Regions from separate parts of the Homo sapiens genome. Here region 1 is linked to region 2. A link is an interaction called in ENCODE POLR2A ChIA-PET data of the cell type or tissue named here. Cell type or tissue: OCI-LY7. All regions are shown on one strand. Each heading gives the region's core, and the rest is flanking DNA. Links, peaks and the distances in the headings are about the cores only.

What was found. ChIA-PET counts read pairs that join two places held together with the same protein. Peaks named below come from ENCODE experiments on the same cell type or tissue, not always from the same donor. Only the 100,000 strongest peaks of a DNase experiment are listed, where the experiment ranks them.
Region 1: POLR2A ChIA-PET joins it to region 2 with 10 read pairs; 3 of 35 experiments call an interaction of 5 or more read pairs at or near these places.

Annotation. Positions count from the first base shown.
Region 1 is chr16:68,318,250-68,328,435 of GRCh38, reverse strand. PRMT7 (protein arginine methyltransferase 7) reads right to left here. Exons shown (of 19, transcript NM_019023.5): 4 at 6,974-7,010; 5 at 3,604-3,753. Among named protein-coding and RNA genes, the nearest start is that of PRMT7, 12 kb to the right of the region's middle. In OCI-LY7, for the core only: no CTCF peak of the experiment used is centred there; no DNase peak of the experiment used is centred there.
Region 2 is chr16:68,066,287-68,076,472 of GRCh38, reverse strand. It overlaps DUS2 (dihydrouridine synthase 2), which reads right to left. Exons shown (of 17, transcript NM_017803.5): 9 at 10,091-10,156; 10 at 9,837-9,907; 11 at 6,253-6,339; 12 at 5,365-5,533; 13 at 2,318-2,439; 14 at 969-1,118. Among named protein-coding and RNA genes, the nearest start is that of NFATC3, 14 kb to the left of the region's middle. RefSeq lists an enhancer at 1,042-1,151. In OCI-LY7, for the core only: a CTCF peak has its summit at 5,169; DNase peaks (open chromatin) are centred at 5,292, 5,922 and 6,339; H3K4me3 peaks cover 1,139 bases; H3K27ac peaks cover 3,118 bases.

The DNA of each region.
Region 1 (10,186 bases), core at 2,453-7,452, 250 kb before region 2:
GAGGAAAGACTGGCAAATCCAGCTTCTCAGAAAGACACACTTTATAGAGACATACAAACAGAAGCCTTGTCTCGGGCAGTGAGAAACTGGGCCCCCACACTGTTATGGCTCAGACGCAGGGCTTACATACCACAGGGAATTTGACGAAGGGCAGGATTTACGGTAAGTATGTATTTATGATAACATCAAAGTTGTTCTGACCTGAGGGCAGGATTTACATCAAAGTGCATGAGAGCGGAAATTTTAGAGGCATTCCTGAAGCTGGGGTTGGTCAGAAGTCAGCGTGGAGGATTAGCATTCACAGTGGAGCTGCTTCAGCCTCCAAGCTTACCTATGACCAGGTTTAATTTATAAATTAGGCACAATAATAAATATAAATAATAATTTATAAATTAACAATAACTAAAAATAGAACAATTATGTAATAATACTCAGAATGGTACACAACTTACAACTTATAAATAATTTCTGGAATTTTCCATTTAATTTTTCTTTTTTTTTTTTTTGAGAAGGGTCTCACTCTATTGTCCAGGCTGGAGTCCAGTGGCATGATCACTGCAGCTTCCACCTCCCAGGCTCAAGCAATTTCCCACCTCAATCTCCCAAGTAGCTGGGACTACAGGCGTAGATCACCATGCCCAGCTACTTTTTGTAGAGGCGGGGTTTTGCCATGTTGCCCAGGCTGGTCTCCAACTCTGGGACTCAAGGTTTCCACCTGTCTCAGCCACCCAAAGTGCTGGGATTACAGGCGTGAGCCACCGCACCTGGCTCCATTTAGTATTTTTGGACCTCAGTTGACCACAGGTAACTGAAATCACGAAAAGTGAAACCATAGATAAGGGGAAACTACTGCTTTGGAGGCCCTCCCTTACCTTCCCAGTCTTCCTCCCCCATTCCCCCAACAACCAACACTCCAGCCACAATGATCTCATGATCACTGAGCCTTCCCTATCCTGGCCCCACCTGCCAAATCAAACCCCACTTCCCAGGGCAGCATGAATCCCCCATCCAGAAGTCTTCCCTGAACTCTTCGAGTTTCCCTGAACATAAATAAGCACCTCCAACTCTTTGTTTTCAACTTATCCAGTCTAGATTCCACAGCCCCAAGAGCTCTAGCATGTAAAACAAACAGACTCACGTGTGGCCCTACACACGAAGTGGAAACCACAAAATGATACCGAGACTGTTCCTGATAAGATTTTCCTTTTTTCTAAATCCTTTTCTGTATTTCCCACATTTTCTACCATGAATACTATATTTTTTACTATAATCAAGGGACAAATGCTGTATCCTTTCGTAAAGAGTACTTACGTGAGCAGCTCCAGTTGTGCAATTGATTAGCGCGCAGTATTTACATGGAATACACACACATGTTCTCCTAGAAAAATCTTCATCATCTATTTCAAATTATTTCTAGGATTTGCCTTGATGTTTTTAGATGTGGTTTGAGGGCCTTAAACCCTAGTTCTCACCAATCACTTTGCCTCCACCCTGACAATATCCAAAGCCAGTGTCGTCCCTCACCCCTGCTGCCTTCTGACTCATCAGTCACCTCTCCCTGAACCTGCAAGCTGGTACCTTCACACCTCCTTCTCCTCAGCCCATCAAGAAGCTCAAGATCTCACCCAAAACACTACCAGGAGTGGACACTGAAGATGACCTCCCGACATCCATTCTGTGTCCTCCTCTCCCCTGAAATCAGGTGAGGGTGCAGCGTGGGGAACTGACCTTTGCAGTGGTGCACTTGTCTGAGCTAAGAGTAACTGAATCCCTCTTGCCAGAGATAAGAAATGAGATTTAACCTCATTCTAGCCGATGGTACCCAAGGAGAGGTTTGCTATAATAGAAATTCCTGGGAAAGTTATTCTTACTTTTAAAAAAGAGGAACAAGGCAGGGCGCAGTGATTCACACCTGTAATCCCAACACTTTGGGAGGCTGAGGTGGGGGGATCCCCTGAGATCAGGAATTCAAGACCAGCCTGGCCAACATGGCGAAACCCTATCTCTACTAAAAATATAAAAATTAGCCAGGTGCAGTGGTACATACCTGTAATCCCAGCTATTTGGGAGGCTGAGAAAAGAGAATTGCTTGAACCCAGGAGGCGGAGGTTGCGGTGAATAGAGATCACGCCACGAAAAAGATAGCAAAAAACTACTCTACCTTAAACCACAGTGATTTTGAGGCTTTGTTATTTCCAACTCAATCACTACATGAACCCAATTTTGTAGGGAAAGTATTTATATACATGCTCCCTGCCTGCCCCCAAAACTTGGAAGAATATACACCAAAATGTTAACAGTACTTAACTTTGGGTCAACATACTATTTTTATTTGGTATTTACCAAATTTCCTATAATAATATGCATTATTTGTTTTATGAGAAAAATAACATGTTTAATTTTTAATTTTGTTTGGTTTTTAATTTTTCTTGCTCTGTGGGCTCAAGCTGTTTAATGTTTTATTAAAGAAATGACAAATTGGTAAACATAAGAGAGCTGACTCCATAGGGACATTTAAGGTAGTGGTTCTCAACCTTGCCGCACATTCCCAAGTCCCAAGGCTCAGGCCTCACCCCAGAAAAGTTAAATCAAAATCTGTTAGGGCTGGGGACTAGGCATAAGGTTTTTTTGTTTTGTTTTGTTTTGAGATGGAGTCTCACTCTGTCGCCCAGGCTGGAGTGCAGTGGCGCAATCTCGGCTCACTGTAACCTCTGCCTCCTGGGTTCAAGCGATTCTCTCGCCTCAGCCTCCTGAGTAGCTGGGATTACAGGCGCGCATCACCACACCCGGCTAATTTTTGTATTTTTAGTAAAGATGGAGTTTCACCATGTTGGTCAGGCTGGTCTTGAACTCCTGACCTCATGATCCAAGCCTCGGCCTCCCAAAGTGCTGGGATTACAGGGGTGAGACACTGTGCCCAGCCTTTGTTTCGTTTTGATTTTTTTGAGATAAAGTCTCACTCTGTCACCCAGGCTGGAGTGTGGTGGTGTGGGGGCATGTATTTAAATACTTTCCCCTACAAAACTGAGTTCATATACTGATTAGTTGGAAACAACAAAGTCCCACAATAACTGGCTTAAACAAGGTAGAAGTAATTTTTTGCTTTCTTACATGAAGTCCAAATCATGGCTCACTGCAGCCTTGACTTTCCGGGCTCAAGAGATCTTCCCATCTCAGCCTCAAGAATAGCTGGAACACAGGCACATGCCACCATGCCCAGCTAATATTTAAAAGTTTTTCTGTAGAGATGGGATCTCACTATGTTGCCCAGGCTGGTCTCAAACTCCTGGGCTCAAGCAATTGTCTTGCCTCACCCTCCCGAAGTGCTGGGATTACAGGCGTGAGCCACTGTGCCCAGCCTGTAAGTATTTTCTAAAGCTCCTAGTGATTCTGATGTGCAGCCTAGGCTGACAGAGGAGAAAATTAGCTCCTGGAGGAAGGAACTGTGTCTGACTCATCTCTATACGCTCAGAGCCTGGCTCTGTGCTTGGCACAGAGTGAGCACTCCATGAATGTTTGTGAAGGAACAGACGGGGAAAGTGCAAGAGCATAGGGGATTTCCCATGCAAGATGCAGGACACACACCTGAAGGGAATGGCTTACCTCGATGGCATAGCAGAAGTCGGCACCTGCTGTGACCGCCATCATTGACAAGAGTCCCGTGCCAGTGCCAATGTCGAGAACCAAGGCCTTCTGTCCTCTGTCCTTCACCCTGCTCACGGCAGCCCGGATACCTTGGTAGTATTTTACATTCTAAGGAAGACATGGCCGTCACTTACTACCAGTTATTATAAGTAAGTGGAAAGGTGCTTTGCAAAGTTCTAGAGTCACAGCTGGCAGTGGCAGTGCAAGTCAGGGCCCTATGGCCTTTCTGGCCCCTGGCAGAACAGCTCTGGCTGAGTTGGGCAGGTCTTGTGAGTCAGCCCCTTGCCCTTTATTAAGCGACTGTCCCTGCTCCACACTCACTCTTCTATCCTCTACTAAGTGATGCCAGAGCCCTGCAAACCATGTTCTCCTTTTTCCAACTGTTAGGTACAGCCAAAAGGGGGACCAAGAGGGCGACTGGAAGGTAGGAGGACAGAGCAGGCTTGCTCCTTTCTGCATGCTGCTGTTCTCATCAGGGTCCTCTCGGTAGGGGCAGTTGATTGCAGACTCCAACTTTTCCCAATGATCCCATAACCAGCTCCTTGGGCCCCTCAGAGCTGCAGCCGTACTTGGACAGTGGTCCACAGGATCTCTCCTCAATGCTTGTGGCTTCTGGAAATCCTAATCTTCTCGTTTAGTTTCTCAGCCCTAGGCAAGGTAACTGCTCCCTGCAATCTCTACTGTTAGGTTACTCAGCGTTCCCATTTGCTTTCTAGCCCTCCCACAGCTGGGTAGCCAGCTCCTTGTGTTAAAGCCGCTCTGCTGCAATATGTATGGCTTGTTTTCCTTTACCGACTCTAACTCAGAGAGCTTCACTAAAAAGTATTTTCCCCATCAGAAAATAACTTCTTTGCATCTTGAAGATTTTTACTTCTGTCTTTAGTAAACACATACATCTTTCATCTATAACGGTCTGACTCAATAGGCACAGTGACCCTTCTGTTGAAAATAACTAAAGATGATGGAAAAAATATGTGCAAATCTTTTAAATAGACTGATGACCTGCCAAGTTAGTAAGAAATATTAAGAGGCTATTAAAATTTAAGGTAATTTGTTAAATAACATTAGACAGCTAATACAGAACTGGCATCAAAAGGGTGATATCCTCTGACCACAATGCAAAACAAGTCAAAAATCTTAATATCAGAAACACAACTGAAGAAAAAAAATTTTTCATACATTAAGAAACACACTTCTAAACTGATAGGCAAAAGACTAAATCAGACTGGAATTAGAAAATATCTAGAACTGAATATTCTTTAGAATTACCAGGCCGGGTGCAGTGACTCACATCTGTAATCCCAGCACTTTGGGAGGCTGAGGCGGGTGGATCACTTGAGGTCAGGAGTTGGAGACCAACCTGGCCAACATGGTGAAACCCCATCTCTACTAAAGATACAAAAAATTAGCCAGGCATGGTGGCGCATGCCTGTAACCCCAGCTACTTGGGAGGCTAAGGCAGGAGAATCACTTGAACTCGGGAGGTGGAGGTTGCAGTGAGCTAAGATCACACCACTGCACTAAAGCCTGGCAACAGAGGGAGACTCATTCTTGTTAAAAAAAAAAAAAGAAAGAAAGAAAAAAGAAAAAAAAGAAATGACGTTGCCTCTGAGGTAAAGCACAAAAATGTTTAGTCTGGGTGAAATAATTTTTCACAGAAATATAGAACTATTTCATTGTCAAAGTAAGTGCATTTATGTCTTAGATACAATCAGTATGACCGTTTATGTTATGTGTTTTTACCACAATTTTTTTTTTTGAGACGGAGTCTCCCTGTCGCCCAGGCTGGAGTGCAGTGGTGCAATCTCGGCTCACTGCAAGCTCCGCCTCCCAGATTCACGCCATTCTCCCGCATCAGCCTCCTGAGTAGCTGGGATTACAGGCCCTGCCCGCCACCACGCTCGGCTTTTTTTTGTATTTTTAGTAGGGACGGGGTTTCACCATGTTAGCCAGGATGGTCTCGATCTCCTGACCCCGTGATCTGCCTGCCTCGGCTTCCCAAAGTGCTGGGATTACAGGCATGAGCCACCGTGCCTGGCCTTGTTTTATTTATTTTTTAAGTTAAAAAAAATTGATGAACAGCGTCCTCAATTGTAAACCAGGGATGGCACAGCCTTCACTTTAACGATGCCATTAAATTAGCTGTCACTTTTTAATGACCCAGTTTTGAAGATATTACAGTGAATCTGGAACCCTTTTTGAAGGCAATGTGGCAGTGTCTATCAAGAATCACACCTATGTTCATAACCCTAGACTAGAACAAAGATATACACATGGTAAACAAGCACACGATGGCCGGGCGCAGTAGCTCATGCCCATAATCCCAGCACTTTGGGAGACCAAGGCGGGTGGATCACTTGACCTCAGGGGATCAAGACCAGCCTGGGCAATACAGCGAAACTCTGCCTCTACAAAACATACAAAAATTAGCCAGGCATGGTGGCATGCCTGTAGTCCCAGCTACTGGGAAGGCTGAGGTTGGGGGATCGCTTAAGCCCAAGAAGTCTAGGCTGCAGTGCAGCCGAGATCACACCACTGCACTGGGCAACAGAGACCCAGTCTCAAAAAAATAAAATTAAAATTAAAAATGGAAATTAAAACTACAGTGAAGGCCAGGTGTCATGGCACGCACCTGTAATCCCAAGTTATAATCCCAATACTAGGTATAATAGTATAATAATAGTATTATCCCAATACTAGGTACAATCCCAACACTTAGGCAGGTTGAGGCAGGAGAATCGCTTGAACTCGGGAGACTGAGGCTGCAGTGAGCCGAGATCTCGCCCCTGTACTCTAGCCTGAGTGACAGAGCGAGATTCTGTCTCAAAAAAAAAAAAAAATGTTGAACTCAGAAGCCCAGAGAATGGTACCTGCTAAGGGAGAGGATCTGATGTTTCAGTCAGATAGGATGAATAAGTTGTGGAGATCTGCTGTACGGCATTGTGAGCTATAGTTAATAATGTACACTTAAAAATTACTAAGCGAGTAGATCTTAAATGTTCTCACCACACACAAAAAAGTATGAGGCGGTAGATTTGTTAATTAGCTTGATTCAATCATTTTACACCATACACATATATTCATCACATTGTATTACCATAAACATAGACCATTTTTATTTGTCAGTTCTATCTTGATAAAGCTGGGAGATTAAACAACAAAAATAGAGCCAGAAGTAGGACCCAGTCTCCCAACTGATTTCCTGACTTCTACACCATACGCCTCTCAGTATCATTTAACATCATGACCCCCAGGGATTCTTAACCTTCTTGTAATCCAAGACTTCAAAACACCCCACATCAAGATAATAGTTTCCTTTTACACTTACTCTGTCTTTGTCATGTAGCATATCTGCATAAGATGACCTAAAAAACAAAAAAGTCAGTAACCTTTGCATGATACACATCAACACACAAGAGTATTCACATATATAAACACATTGCTAAACAGATAGAACAAACGTGTCATCTATTTTAAACTATTTTTTGGTTGTCTTTTATCTTTATTTATTTTTTTTTTTTTGAGACAGGGTCTCACCCCATCACCCAGGCTGGAGTACAGTGGTGCAATCTCAGCTCACTGCAACCTCTGCCTCCCAAGTTCAAGTGATTCTCATGCCTCAGCCTCCCAGGTAGCTGGGATTACAGGTGCTCACCACCACGCCTGGCTAATTTTTGTATTTACATTAGAGATGGGGTTTCACTATGTTGGCCAGGCTGTTCTCGAACTCCTGACCTCAACTGATCCGCCCACCTTGGCCTCCTAAAGTGCTGGGATTACAGGTGTGAGCTACTGCGCCTGGCCTATTTTTTTGTTTATTTTTAGAAACAGGGTCTCGTTATGTCACCCAGGCTGTAGTGCAGTGGCTATGAACAGCCTCAATCATTGGGCACTGCAGCCTTGAACTCCTTAGCTCAAGAGATCCTCTTGCCTCAGCAGAACTACAATACAAGCATCCGTCGCTGCACCTGGCCACTTTATTTTAATAGAGTTTCAAGCTGTTATTCTCTAGTGCTGCAGAAAAAAGTCTCAGAGAAAGATGTTCTCAGACCTAAAAATGCTCCAGTAGTTAGCTGCTGGGAACAGGCCCCCAAATCTGGCCAAAAACAGGCCCCAAAACTGGTCATAAACAAATCTCTGCAGCACTGTGACATGCTCGTTGATGGCTATGATGCCCACACTGAAGGTCGTGGGTTTACTGGAATGAGGGCAAGGAATACCTGGCCCACCCAGGGCGGCTTTCGCTTAAGGCGTTCCTGAACCACAAACAATAGCATGAGTGATCTGTGCCTTAAGGACATGTTCCTGCTGCAAATAACTAGCCAGAGCCCATCCCTTTGTTTCCCGTTTTAATCTATAATCTATAGGAACAATGCTTATCACTGGCTTGCTGTCAATAAATATGTAGGTAAAGTTCTGTTCGTGGCTGTCAGCTCTGAAGGCTGTCAGCCCCCCAATTCCCACTCTGCACTCTATATTTCTGTGTGTGTGTCTTTAATTCCTCTAGCGCCACTGGGTTAGGGTCTCCACGACCGAGCTGGTCTCGGCAGTTAGCCCTGTCACAGTAATTCCACAGCCACTAGCATCTTGATCTTGCTATACACTACACATTTTCCTCCTCAGGAAAAACTCAGACTCAATCTGCCTAATACTTGACCTAACCTGGCCTACATCTCTGCCTGGAGATAACCACTGATGCGGTATTAGGGAGAGCAGCCGGGGAAAGAGAAGCACTCACATACACCCACTGTATATGTGACAGGTACCCCACTGGGCACGTTCACTTAACATCATCAGGGAAAACTAAAGAGTTCACCAATACCGTAGTAAAGGGAGGAGAATCACTTCTCCATATTTCCTACTGCAGTAATTCACACACTGAAAACCCTCAGGCGGGGTCGGGATGAGCACCCAGAACTAGGCAGGCCCTGCCACGCTTTCTGGGAATTCAAGGGGACAGCTAAGGAGCTCACATTAAAACAGAGGCCCTCCAGCCTTGGGTCAACACTAGAATCACTAGAAAGCTTACCTGAAATGCAGAGTCCCAGAACACACACACACACACACACACACACACACTCTCACTCTTATTGAGAAGGCTGGGCTAATGTGCTCCAGGCAATTGTGCCACAGGTGGTCCACATTCCACACTTTGAAGAGCGGTGCACTGAAAGAAGGGGGTTCTTTTTTTTTTTTTTTTAATGGCACATCAAGGTTTTATATCTGAAGCCAGCTATGGATGCTTAGCTGAAATGTAGTCCTTTCTACCTCTGCTCACTATTTAAAAGGCATCTCACTCACCACCTTCCTGGCCTCTTCACACTTACTGCCCACCACTCCACTGACATCACTCTCGGTAACCACCACCAGCTCACTCCTGCAGCTGATGTCAGTCATCAGTATCTGGGACTTCCCAGTGCCTCTGACCTTGCTAGACACACTCCCTCTTTCTTCCTTTCCATGCTGGCTATCTCCCTTGCCCTTCTTTGCCTCCTCAGCTATTCCGGGATTCCTTCTTCAGCCCTCTACCTTTCACATTCCACACCCCCTTGAGAGACTGCAACCTCTCCCAGTTTCAGTTCCAACAACTACAAATTCTGTCTCCAGACCCAAAATTCTATCTGCCATTGGCATCTCTATGTGGATGTCCAAACCTAAACGCCTAATCTCCATCGTGTTCCCCTCCCCACACCACCCATTCCTCCCTTGCAGGCCCCATCCACTTTGTCATTCTAACCAGAAGTCTTGGTGCTTCTTGAATCTTCTCTCTCCCTCCATCATATCCAGTGAGTTACCAAACTCAAGTTCCCCCGAGCTGTCTCCTCTGGGACTATGCAGCTCTGGGACTACAATATCCCCAAATGCTCTCCTCTCCACACCGCTCTCAGTGAGTGTTCCAAAATGCAATCCAATCCTCTTTCTCTCCTGTTTAATATATCACTCAGAAAATAACGTCCAGGCCTGACACTGTGGCTCACACCTGTAATCCCAGCACTTTGGGAGGCAGAGGCAGGTGGATCACCTGAGGTCAGAAGTTCAAGACCAGCCTGGCCAACAGGTGAAACCAAGTCTCTACTAAAAACACAAATATTAGCCAGGTGTGGTGGCAGATGCCTGTAATCCCAGTTACCTAAGAGGCTGAGGCAAGAGAATCCCTTGAACCTGGGAGGCAGAGATTGCAGTGAGCCGAGACTGCGCCACTGCACTCCAGCCAAGGCAACAGAGTAAGACTCCATCTGAACAATAAAACAAGAAAATAATGTCCAAAATGTTTAGAAATATTTTAAGACCTGGGCAGGTGCAGTGGCTCACGCCTGTAATCCCAGCTCTTTGGGAGGCCGAGGCGGGCGGATCACAAGGTCAGGAGATCAAGATCATCCTGGCTAACACGGTGAAACCCCGTCTCTATTAAAAATACAAAAAATTAGCCGGGCGTGGCAGCGGGCACCTGTAGTCCCAGCTACTCAAGAGGCTGAGGCGGGAGAATGGCGTGAACCCAGGAGGCGGAGCTTGCAGTGAGCAGAGATCGTGCCACTGCACT
Region 2 (10,186 bases), core at 3,377-8,376:
TTCTTGTCCTACCAGCAGCTTGGACCTGGGTTCTCCCTAAAGGGAAGATGAATTTTGGCATGCTCAAGAAATTGTAAGGGAAGGGGGAATGAACTCCCAGTACTCTGAGGTCCAGACTGGAAAAACAATGTTCAACATCCAAGAAGGAAGCTTGCCACTCAAGACAAGATTAGTAGGGAGTGGGTGGAGGTGGGCAATGGAGGTAGCCAGACAATGGTCTCGGGGATCTAGCTCAGCGCCCATCCTGATTCCGCCTGCCAAGTGTCATGATCATCTGCTGCAGCCATGGACACTTGGAATCTGGTTTCAGAGTCAGCCTGTGACAGGGTGACACAGTGACAGGGTGGGAGGGGTCATATTCCAACTTCCCAACTGGAACTCTCCCTGGCATCTGACTGCCCAACAGCTATTCCCCACCACCCTGCTCCCCCTCTCCACACCTCTGCCAGACAAGACTGGCTCCTGTCTGGTCCTGGGGACTGGAGAAAGGCTCAGATCCCAGAGGAGGGCACCATTCAAAGCTGAGTCACAATCTGAGGCGTAAGCAGCTTGAGAGAGCACCACAGAGCTGGTGAGGGGCACTGGGTGTGGGTAGGGGCTGCAGAGCCAAATGAGGGCTAGGGTCCTGCTGTTGTTTGAGGAGCTTCATGCCAGGAGCCAGTTCCTCAGGGCCTTGGAAAAGCACAGACTTTCAGGAACAGGAGACAAGTCCCCCCTGCCCTGAGTTGTGGGAGGCGGTAAATCAGGGAAAAAGTAGAGTTCAGTTATCCTTGGGACAGCCTTTCAGGGACTATCTCCCCTGAAAGCACCTTCTATGGGATGCTGAAAATTTAGAACGAGTTTCCAAACCAACAAGACCTGTGGTCCCTACGTTTGACATTAAGCACATACAGCAGCCAGTGTGCTGGCCCAGTGGGACCCCAAGGGTGCTGGCCCTAGCCCAAGCTGAGGCCAAGCTGGAGACCTACCGGTCAAACTTGACAGCCATCTTAATGACACCAGAGGTATCTTCAGCTGGCTCCCCTGTCTGCTCTGAAGTCTTGGCTGAGAGCCTGGCCTGCTGGGCATCCAGCTCCTGTGTGGTCTCCTCATAGAAGGCACCAAGGCCAAAGGCCTCACTAGGGAGGAAGAAGCAGATCAGAGCAAACACTTTAGCGGAGCCAGCATCCAGGGTACTGCAGGACCCCAGGGCCCCACCACTGAGAAACTCCTCTACCACATACACCAAAACACCACCGGGGCCTGGCCATCAGAATGTGCCCCCTGCCCAGCCCTGGGATTACTGTGGACTGGAAGATGGAAAGTGAATGTGAACCCAAGCGTGGACACTGGAGGGAGGCTGGGCTGGGTGGCAAAGGTTGTAAAGGTCACCCCCACCACCTGCAGCCTCTCTCCTGAGGGGAAGCACACAGATGGTATCCCCAGCCAGCCGTGACTGAGTTAACCAATGCTGATCAAGCACATGGGCCCATGGGAGGAAGAGACAGAGGCCTGACCACTAAGTGGTTCCCCACTTCCCGCCCAGCCACAGGCAGTTATACATGGGTCTCAGCTGACACTGAGGCACCACCCAGAGCTACAGAGTTATGTGGGGTAGGGACTGAACCAATGCCATAAGCCAAGGGTGGGAAGAGGGCTCTGGCAAAGGTTTTTCCCTTCTAGGAAACATCTTGAAGGCTGGAAGACTCAAACGAAGATAGATCCCCAATGGCAAAAGTGGTTCAGAAAGGCATCTATGTAAGAGGGAGGCTACAGATAGCTCACGTGAGAGGGAGAGAGCCTTCCAGGCAGACGACCCATTACAAGCACAGGTGTGGAGTTCTGGAAGCAGACAGGTAGACAGGGAGCTGTGGGGGCAGTGGCTAGGCCAGCTTGTGAAGGGCCTCAACTGTCAACCATCTGAGCTAGAGCTGCACCTGATCTAGAGAATCAACAGGTGGTCTCTCAAACTGCAGGGTGATGGATGTGAGTGCAGGCTCAAGGTAGAGGCTCCATGCTACAGCCCAATTCTCCTGACCACTGGTTCCTGGGGGCCTGGCCTGTGACTATCCCATTTATGGAAAATCCCCTTCCTTTGCATTCCTCTATCCTTCTAGTACCCTAGTTCCCAGAGCTCTGCTGATCCGTCCAGGGATGGGACGTTTCAAAGCTTTCAAAGAATCCCCTCCTGGGAGGCAAAGCTGTACCATCACTCCACTCCTCTACATCTACATCCAGAAGCTGTGTCCCTGGTCCCCTGGTGGAGTCAGCTTAGGGCTCAAAGTCAAACTTGGGCAATGCGTACAAGGACAGATGGACATCTTATTGTGCCTCTTACCAAATTTCCCGGGAAGACTGGGCAGCATGGAGCAACCTTCCCTGGGGCGACTCCAGCTGTTCTCGTAGCATCTGGCACAAGCAGTACTTGGTGTTGGTGTAGTGGTTGTCATACTGCACCGCCTGAGAAAAGAAATGACTTGCCTGATGCCCAGGCAGGCTCTAAGGCCTGGGCTATGCTCTGATGGCAGGGAAAGGAGCTCCAAGAAGGCACCAGAGATGTATGTGTAGCCAAGGCAATGTGACCCCCATAAGAAGAACCACCACTGGCCAGGAGCAGTGGCTCACATCTGTAATCCCAGCACTCTGAGAGGCCAATGCAGGAGGACTGCTTGAGGCTAGGAGTTCAAGAGCAGCCTGGGCAACGTAAGACTCAACTCTACAAAAATTAAAAAAAAGAAAATTATCGGCTGGGCACGGTGGCTCACGCCTGTAATCACAGCACCTTGGGAGGCCAAGGCGGGCGGATCACCTGAGGTCAGGAGTTCAAGACCAGCCTGACCAACATGGTGAAGCCCCGTCTCTACTAAAAATACAAAATTAGCTGGGCGTGGTGGCGGGTGCCTGTAATCCCAGCTACTCGGGAGGCTGAGGCAAGAGAATCGCTTGAACCCTGGAGGCGAAGGTTGCGGTGAGCCAAGATCGTGCCACTGCACTCCAGCCTGGGCGACAACAGCAAAACTCTGTCTCAAAAAAAAAAAAAAAAAGAAAAAGAAAATTAGCCAGGCATGTTGGCACACACCTGTAGCCATAGCTACTAGGGAGGCTAAGGCAAGAGGATTGCTTGCACCCAGGAGTTGTGGCTGTAGTGAGCTATGATCATGCCACTGCACTCCAGCCTGGGCAACAGACTGAGACCCTATCTAAAATTAAAAATAAAAATAAAAATAAATTAAAAAGCCACTTCGACCTTGGTCATCTACTCTTCCAGCTAGTGGTACAAAGCTTGAGGGTCACAGCCAAGGACCACGGTCAGAAACACATTCTCCTGGACAGCCTGACTGAGGTCTCGAAGTGCGGGAGCCCCTTCCTGCTTCAGCCACCACAGAGGACCTACTGCCAAGTATCTTCCAGGGAAGGGAGGGGAAACACACCAAATTCTGGCATGGCAGGTCCAGTGCCAGGAAAGGGGTGAGATTCTTCTATTCCTTCTAACCAGAATGGGCACCTTCCCTTCCCACATCTTGAATAGCCTCTAACTTCCCCCTACGTGGGTAAAACACAGCATCATTTAGTTCACATGGGTTACTCATGACTACATTTATCTATACAAGTGTGAGGTGCAACTGTCACCATCACTCCACAGACCGTGAAATGAAGGCTCAGGGAGGCAAGATGACTGACTGCCTGGGACACCCAGTGGAAGTCGGCTGGCTAGAGGTAGGGCAGGAGAGCAGTATTGGGTGAAGGTGGCCTTCCCCAGCCCTCCAGGACACCCTCCCATCCCCCACCCCCTATGCTGCTCTAGTAACTCCACGTGGGCCTATGACTTCAGTGGCTGGGAAAGTGCCACGGCACGCTCAGGACAAAGTGGGAAGTAAGTCGGGGCGCCCCGGCTGGTGGCAAGTCCTTGACTCAGCTTGTCTGGGAAGAAGGCACCTGGCTGGACCAGAAGCAGCCCTGCCTATGCTTGAAAGCCGCTCCCTTTCTCTGTGATAGCACACCCTCTTGAGGAGCTGCCAAGAGATGGCTCAGCAGGAATGATAATATCACCTTTCACCCAGTGAGCAAGCTCAGCACTGTTCAGCACGTCTTCTTGGCCAGACTTGCCAGCTGGCCAAAAAGCTGGATAGCTGACCTGGGCTGGGGCAAGCCCTCCCTTGCCATGGAGCTATCCCAGACCATTGGAGAGCTGGTGGTCACCAACTTGCCCAGCAGGACACCAGAACCAGGGAGTGAGGGCTGCAGCATTGAACAGGAAATAGGACAAAGGCTGCCCAGCTCTGGACGCAGACCTCAGGGCATCTTACCATCCTAGCTTGCACAGCCATGGAAACACTCACATACCATGGCAGCCACAGGCACTCCTAGGCAGGTATGAACCCTAGGACTGAAGAGGAGGGTGGAACTCTGCTCTGGGCAAAGACTGCACCCTCTGTTCAGACCCAATTCACTGAAGAATTTGAGGACCACTCACTGTCTCTCCCTGCAGACATGTGCAGCTGATCAGAGTCCCACAGAGTTCCAGGGTTGTGCCAAAGAGATAAGGCAAGTGAACTCTTCATTTTCTTTTATAGGGATATGCCCTTGGCACTACCATCAACCTCTCAATGAGAAGAAACTGGTTTAGAAAAGGCCATTCCCAGCCTGGGCAACATAGGGAGACCTCATCTCTATTAAAAAAATAAAAAATTAGCTGAGTGTTGTGGCACATGCCTGTAGTCCCAACTACTTGGGAGGCTGAAGCAGGAGGATCACTTGAGCCCAGGAGGTCAAGACTGCAGTGAGTCATGATTATGCCACTATGCTCACACCTGGGCAACAGAGCAAGACCCCATCTCAAAAAAAAAAAAAAAAAGCTATTCCCTAAGTAGAGGGTTATGCTTAAAGCATTCTGGAATTAGCAAGAGAAAAGTTTTAGAAATTATTTCGACTGATGAGTCAAATCAGGTGAGAAATTTCTCAATTGCTCCTCTTGGCTGTGGCTGCTCCTGAGCCAACCTATAGGCACATATGCCTTTGATGATGCAGAACCCACAGTCCACGTGCATATGCCTCTGTATGTGCAGCGTGTGAGAAAAAGAAAGATATATATCATGTGTTCGGGGTTCCAACAGCATCCTGGATCTAGAAGGTTCTTGCTATGACCTGCAAACCTCTGGAAGCTTTAGGAGATGGTAGGGGTATGCCCCCCAGCATCCTCTCTTAGCATTGCAGCTGGGGAGACCGAATAAAGCAGTGAGCTAGTGCAGCTACACTACATGAGCTAAAAAGAAAAGGAGAGGAACAGCAAGCACAGCTGGCAGCTGGGGGCTCACACAAAGTGCTCTCTGCAGGAGTGTGGTAGACAGTGAGAAATGCTTGTTTTGAAAAAGTACAGAGACGTACGTATCTGATGTATTTCTGCATGACCTCCTCCAGGGGCCGCAGACCCTCCTTGAGGAAGATAGATGGGTTCCACATGGCTGCTCGGGCCACCATCACGGAAGAGGCTGCCGTGGCTTGTCGAAAGTCCTCTATGTCCGAATACTGTTGGATGTGGTCATGAGATCCTCCGCTAAAAAGCAACCAGAGGGTTAGGGGTGTCCCCATCACGGAACCTATCAGCATTTTCAGAAAAAGTCAGCTCTCAGATCTGCCACTGATTAACAATGTGAATTTGGCCAAGTCCCTTCAGCTATCAGAGCTTCAGTAAAGTGGATATTAGAATCCATATCCCATTATGAAGTTAGGAGCACTAACTGAGATAATACATGTAGAGTGCCTGGCACTTAATAGGTAATCCAGGAAATTTACTTTCCTTGCCCCTAATCTAAAACAGTGGCTACAGCCAGCCCACATCTGGAGACATGGGTCCATAACTGGGCTACTGGGGCTACAGGAAAACCCCCAAGCTGAATGGGCCACTTATATGTTCACTGAGGGCTAAGTCAAAACCCTGGCGAGAGGAACAGACACCCTAGTGATGACAAGAGGAAGGAAGGAGGCCCAGTTAGGTCATACTTTCCCCTCCCTGCAGCCTGCTGCTCCAAGGACCCCCTGCTCTGTCTCTGTACATTTCATCAGGAGTCAGTCGGCAGCCTCAGTCCTGAGACAGGCATGCAGAGGGGAGGGTCTCAGGTGGCAGCAGAAGGAACAGGTCTGGGGTCTTGTGGAAAGCCCTGCCCTTTTCAAGCCACCCCTAAAACTTTTCACTCTAGGGAAGGCTGGGCCTGGCTACCACCCAGCCCTTAGCTCTGTGGGACACAGAGTACATGATGAAGACAGGAGGCTTACTTGGCTATGACAGGAATGGAGAGGGTATCAGCAATGGCTTTGATGACTTCACAGCTGACAGGATGCTGAGGTCGCTCCTCCCGCTTCCTTGGAGATAGAAAGATGGGGCTGAGGGCTAAGCACCAAAAGCCACGACACCACTCACACAGGGTTACCTCAGCCAAACCTTACTGTCCTCCCCACTGAACCTCAGGAAGGTCAGGTGGCCATATGGCAATCAAGGACAGGTGGCAGGAAATGGCTCTCCCTGCCCTCTGGAGAACTGTGAGGGGCAGGGGCAGCACAGATCCATGCTGAGACGGCAAGTCCAGCTCTTGGAGGCCTGCAGGGGAGGCCTGGCTGCAGGGGGGCATGGTGGGTGGCCTGGCTCCCAAGGTCATGTTGCTTTTCCCTAGCTTCCTTTTGCCTCTGCCAGAGATGAGGGACAGGGCCATAAGAGTGCTGCCCCTACTGTCCCAGTCCTGCCCTCTCCAAGGGACTGGGAACAGCTGCTGCTGCTCAGACTGGCCACTCCCACACAGCTGCCAATGCCAAAGCCAAGTTGCACAGCTGATCCTAGGGAGAGGCACCTGACACAGGGTAGGCCCCGCACCCAGGAAAGGCACGGACCATGGCTGCCACACCACGGCACAAGGGAGGCAGGACCACAACCTGGGGCCCCTCCTTCCAAAGTCAACTGCAAGTTCTTGTGCATGAGTTTTAGGGCTGCTGACGTGAGGCCTGACCTGAGCTGTGCTCAGCAACAAAGCAAGCAAGACGGTCGACCAGATAGCCCTTGTCCAGCTCTTGTCTGAGTATGTCCCCTCTGCTATACTCTTGTTCTTTTATTTTTGATATGGTGTTTCATTCTTGTTGCCCAGGCTGGAGTGCAATGGTGCAATCTCGGCTCACTGCAACCTCCACCTCCTGGGTTCAGGCAATTCTACCTCAGCCTCCCAGGTAGCTGGGATTACAGGCATGAGCTACCATGCCTAGCTAATTTTGTATTTTTTTTAGTAGAAACAGGGTTTTACCATGTTGGTCAGGCTGGTCTTGAACTCCTGACCTCATGTGATCCACCCGCCTCGGCCTCCTAAAGTGGTGGGATTCTAGGCGTTAGCCACCGCGCCCGGGCCCCTCTACTATACTCTTCAACAAAAGGGTCGAGGGCCCTGTCAACCTAGCCTCTACCTCTGTCTCCCTACATCTCCAATGGTCACTTTTAGCCCATCTCACCAGCTTTGATGGTCACAAAGGGCTTCTTCAAACTCACCCACATCTGTCTTCCGAGTGTTCCCAACTACGGGTAAAAAATAATAGCTTCCTTTATTAAGAGAATACTGGCTTGGCATGGTGGCTCACGCCTGTAATCCCTGCACTTTGGGAAGCCAAGGTGGGTGGATTATTTGAGGTTAGGAGTTTGAGACCAGCCTGGCCAACATGGTGAAACCCCATCTCTACTAAAAATACAAAAAAAAAAAAAAAAAAAGCCAGGCATGGTGGCAGGCACCTGTAATCCCAGCTACTCAGGAGGCTGAGGCAGGAGAATTGCTTGAACCCAGGAGGCGAAGGTTGCAGTGAGCCGAGATCATGCCACTGCACTCCAGCCTGGGCAACAGAGCAAGACTCCGTCTCAAAAAAAAAAAAAAAAAAAAAAGAGAGAGAAAGAATACTACATGCCAGGCACTGTGCCAAGGATTTATATTCACAATCTCATAAAAGCCCTGGGACAACCCTATAAAGTAGAAATTATCTTAATTTCTAAACAAGGAATGTTGTGCTCAGAAAGGTTAAGTGATTTCCCAAGGATATACAGCTAACAAGCAGCAGAGCCGGGATCTCAAACCAGGGAGTCTGAATCCAAAGCCTGCTGCCTTGGGAAGGCGCATATGTGTACAAGTGTGTACTCCTCCCTCCTGGCTTCAACCCAAGCAACTCTGCTTTGCTCTGCTTTGTATGAAGGGAGTTCTGGGTTCCCTTCTCTGAAAATGTTGTAAGAGCACAATCAACAACTTGGGCTCTTCCTATAAGACCCCTAAGCCCAAAGGAACATCACTCAGAGAAGAGAGGTCCCTCTGGCCCAAGTCTACTGACCTGAGATGCTGTACAAAATCACATCCTGGACACAGGGAACAAGTGTGAATGGTAAGCCAAGGGTGGCCTTCAGAACCTCAGCTCTCAGCATAGAGTACATTAGCTACAGCTAGAAGGATTGTTTAGTCATTGTGACAGCTGGCAGTCCAACAAATGCAGACAAGAGAGGCAGAGCCTTTAAAAGAATAGGTTGGGTATGGTGGCTCAAGCCTGTAATCCCAGCACTTTGAGGGGCTGAGGCAGGAGGATCACTTAAGCCCAGGAGTTTGAGACCAGCCTGGGCAACATAAGGAGATCCCGTCACTACAAAAAAATAAAAAATTAGCCAGGTGTGGTGGCATGTGCCTGTAGTTTCAGCTACTCAGGAGGCTGAGGCAGGAGGATTACTTGAGCCCAGGAGTTTGAGGCTGCAGTGAGCTATGATTGTGCCACTTCACTCCAGCCTGGGTAACAGAGCAAGACTGTCTCAAAAAACAACAACAACAATGAAAAACACATAAACAAAGCAGTCTGTCTGGGATTATTCAAGGGAGAAGTCATTGCTCAATATAATAGAAAGAAAATGAGGCTGGGCCTGGTGGCTCATGCCTGTAATCCCAGTACTTTGGGAGGCCAAGGTGGGCAGATCACCTGAGATCAGGAGTTTGAAACCAGCCTGGCCAACGTGGTGAAACCCTGTCTCTACTAAAAATATAAAAATTAGCTGGGCATGGTGGAGCGCACCTGTAATCTCAGCTACTCGGGAGGCTGAGGCAGGAGAATCACTTGAACCCGGGAGATGGAGATTGCAGTGAGCCAAGACTGCGCTACTGCACTCCAGCCTGGGTGACAGAATGACAAAGAGGAGGAGAGGAGAGGAGGGGAGAGGAGAGGGGAGGGGGGAGGGGAGGAGATGGGAAGGGAGAGGGGAGGAGATGGGAGGGGAGAGGGGAGGAGATGGGAGGGGAGAGGGGAGGAGATGGGAGGGGAGGGGGGAGAGGGGAGGAGATGGGAGAGGGAGGGGAGAAGGGAGGGGGAGGGGAGGGGAGGAAGGAAAGAAGGAAGGAAGGAGGGAAGGAAGGAGGGAGGGAGGGAAGGAAGGAAGGGAGGGAGGGAGGGAAGGAAGGAAGGGAGGGAGGGAGGGAGGGAAGGAAATAAATGAGATTTTTCTCATGAGGGTCAGAATTCCACCACGTACTGGCTGCATGGTATGATTTTGAGCAAATTACTCAATCTCTAGCATTTACACATCCTGATAGTAGAGGTGTTTCTCCTTTCTTAGTCTCTCTGTGTCTCTAAACCTCAGTACCTACCCTCAATAGGCACTCCATGAATGAAAGAAAGGCAAATGCAAAAGCCCATTCAGGGTCTGCCTGCCCTCCAGACTCATAAGATATCAAAGAGCTAGGCAGAGGTAGGCTGAATATGTAGAAGAGAAATTGGCTGTCACTTGGGGTGACAGATCAATTAAGGAAGGATCACTAAGATGGGTTAGGACCTCCCTGCCAGTCACTAGAAAGGTGACCACTCACCTCCCATGAACTGCGATGGCAGCAATGCCAGTCCTCTCTATCCGCTTCACAAGGCTCAGGGTATCTTCTAGCTGAGGAGGAGGACCACACAGGATGGTTACTGAAGCTCCAGAAGGAGCAGCTGCTGCCTCCTAAAGTAGGCTCAGCTCTACTCTCTCCTCCAAGCCTAATTTAGCACCTCAAGAATCGTTCACAAACCTAAATCCAACATCACCAGAGAGAATGGACCTTCATATGTAACACACCATCCTTACCGATGGCAGGATGCGAATCTTGCAGGTCACAGGTCTGCGTGTCCCTTTAACAAGAGTGCTGAGGATCTGCAGAAAGGAAAACACAAGAGCACCTAT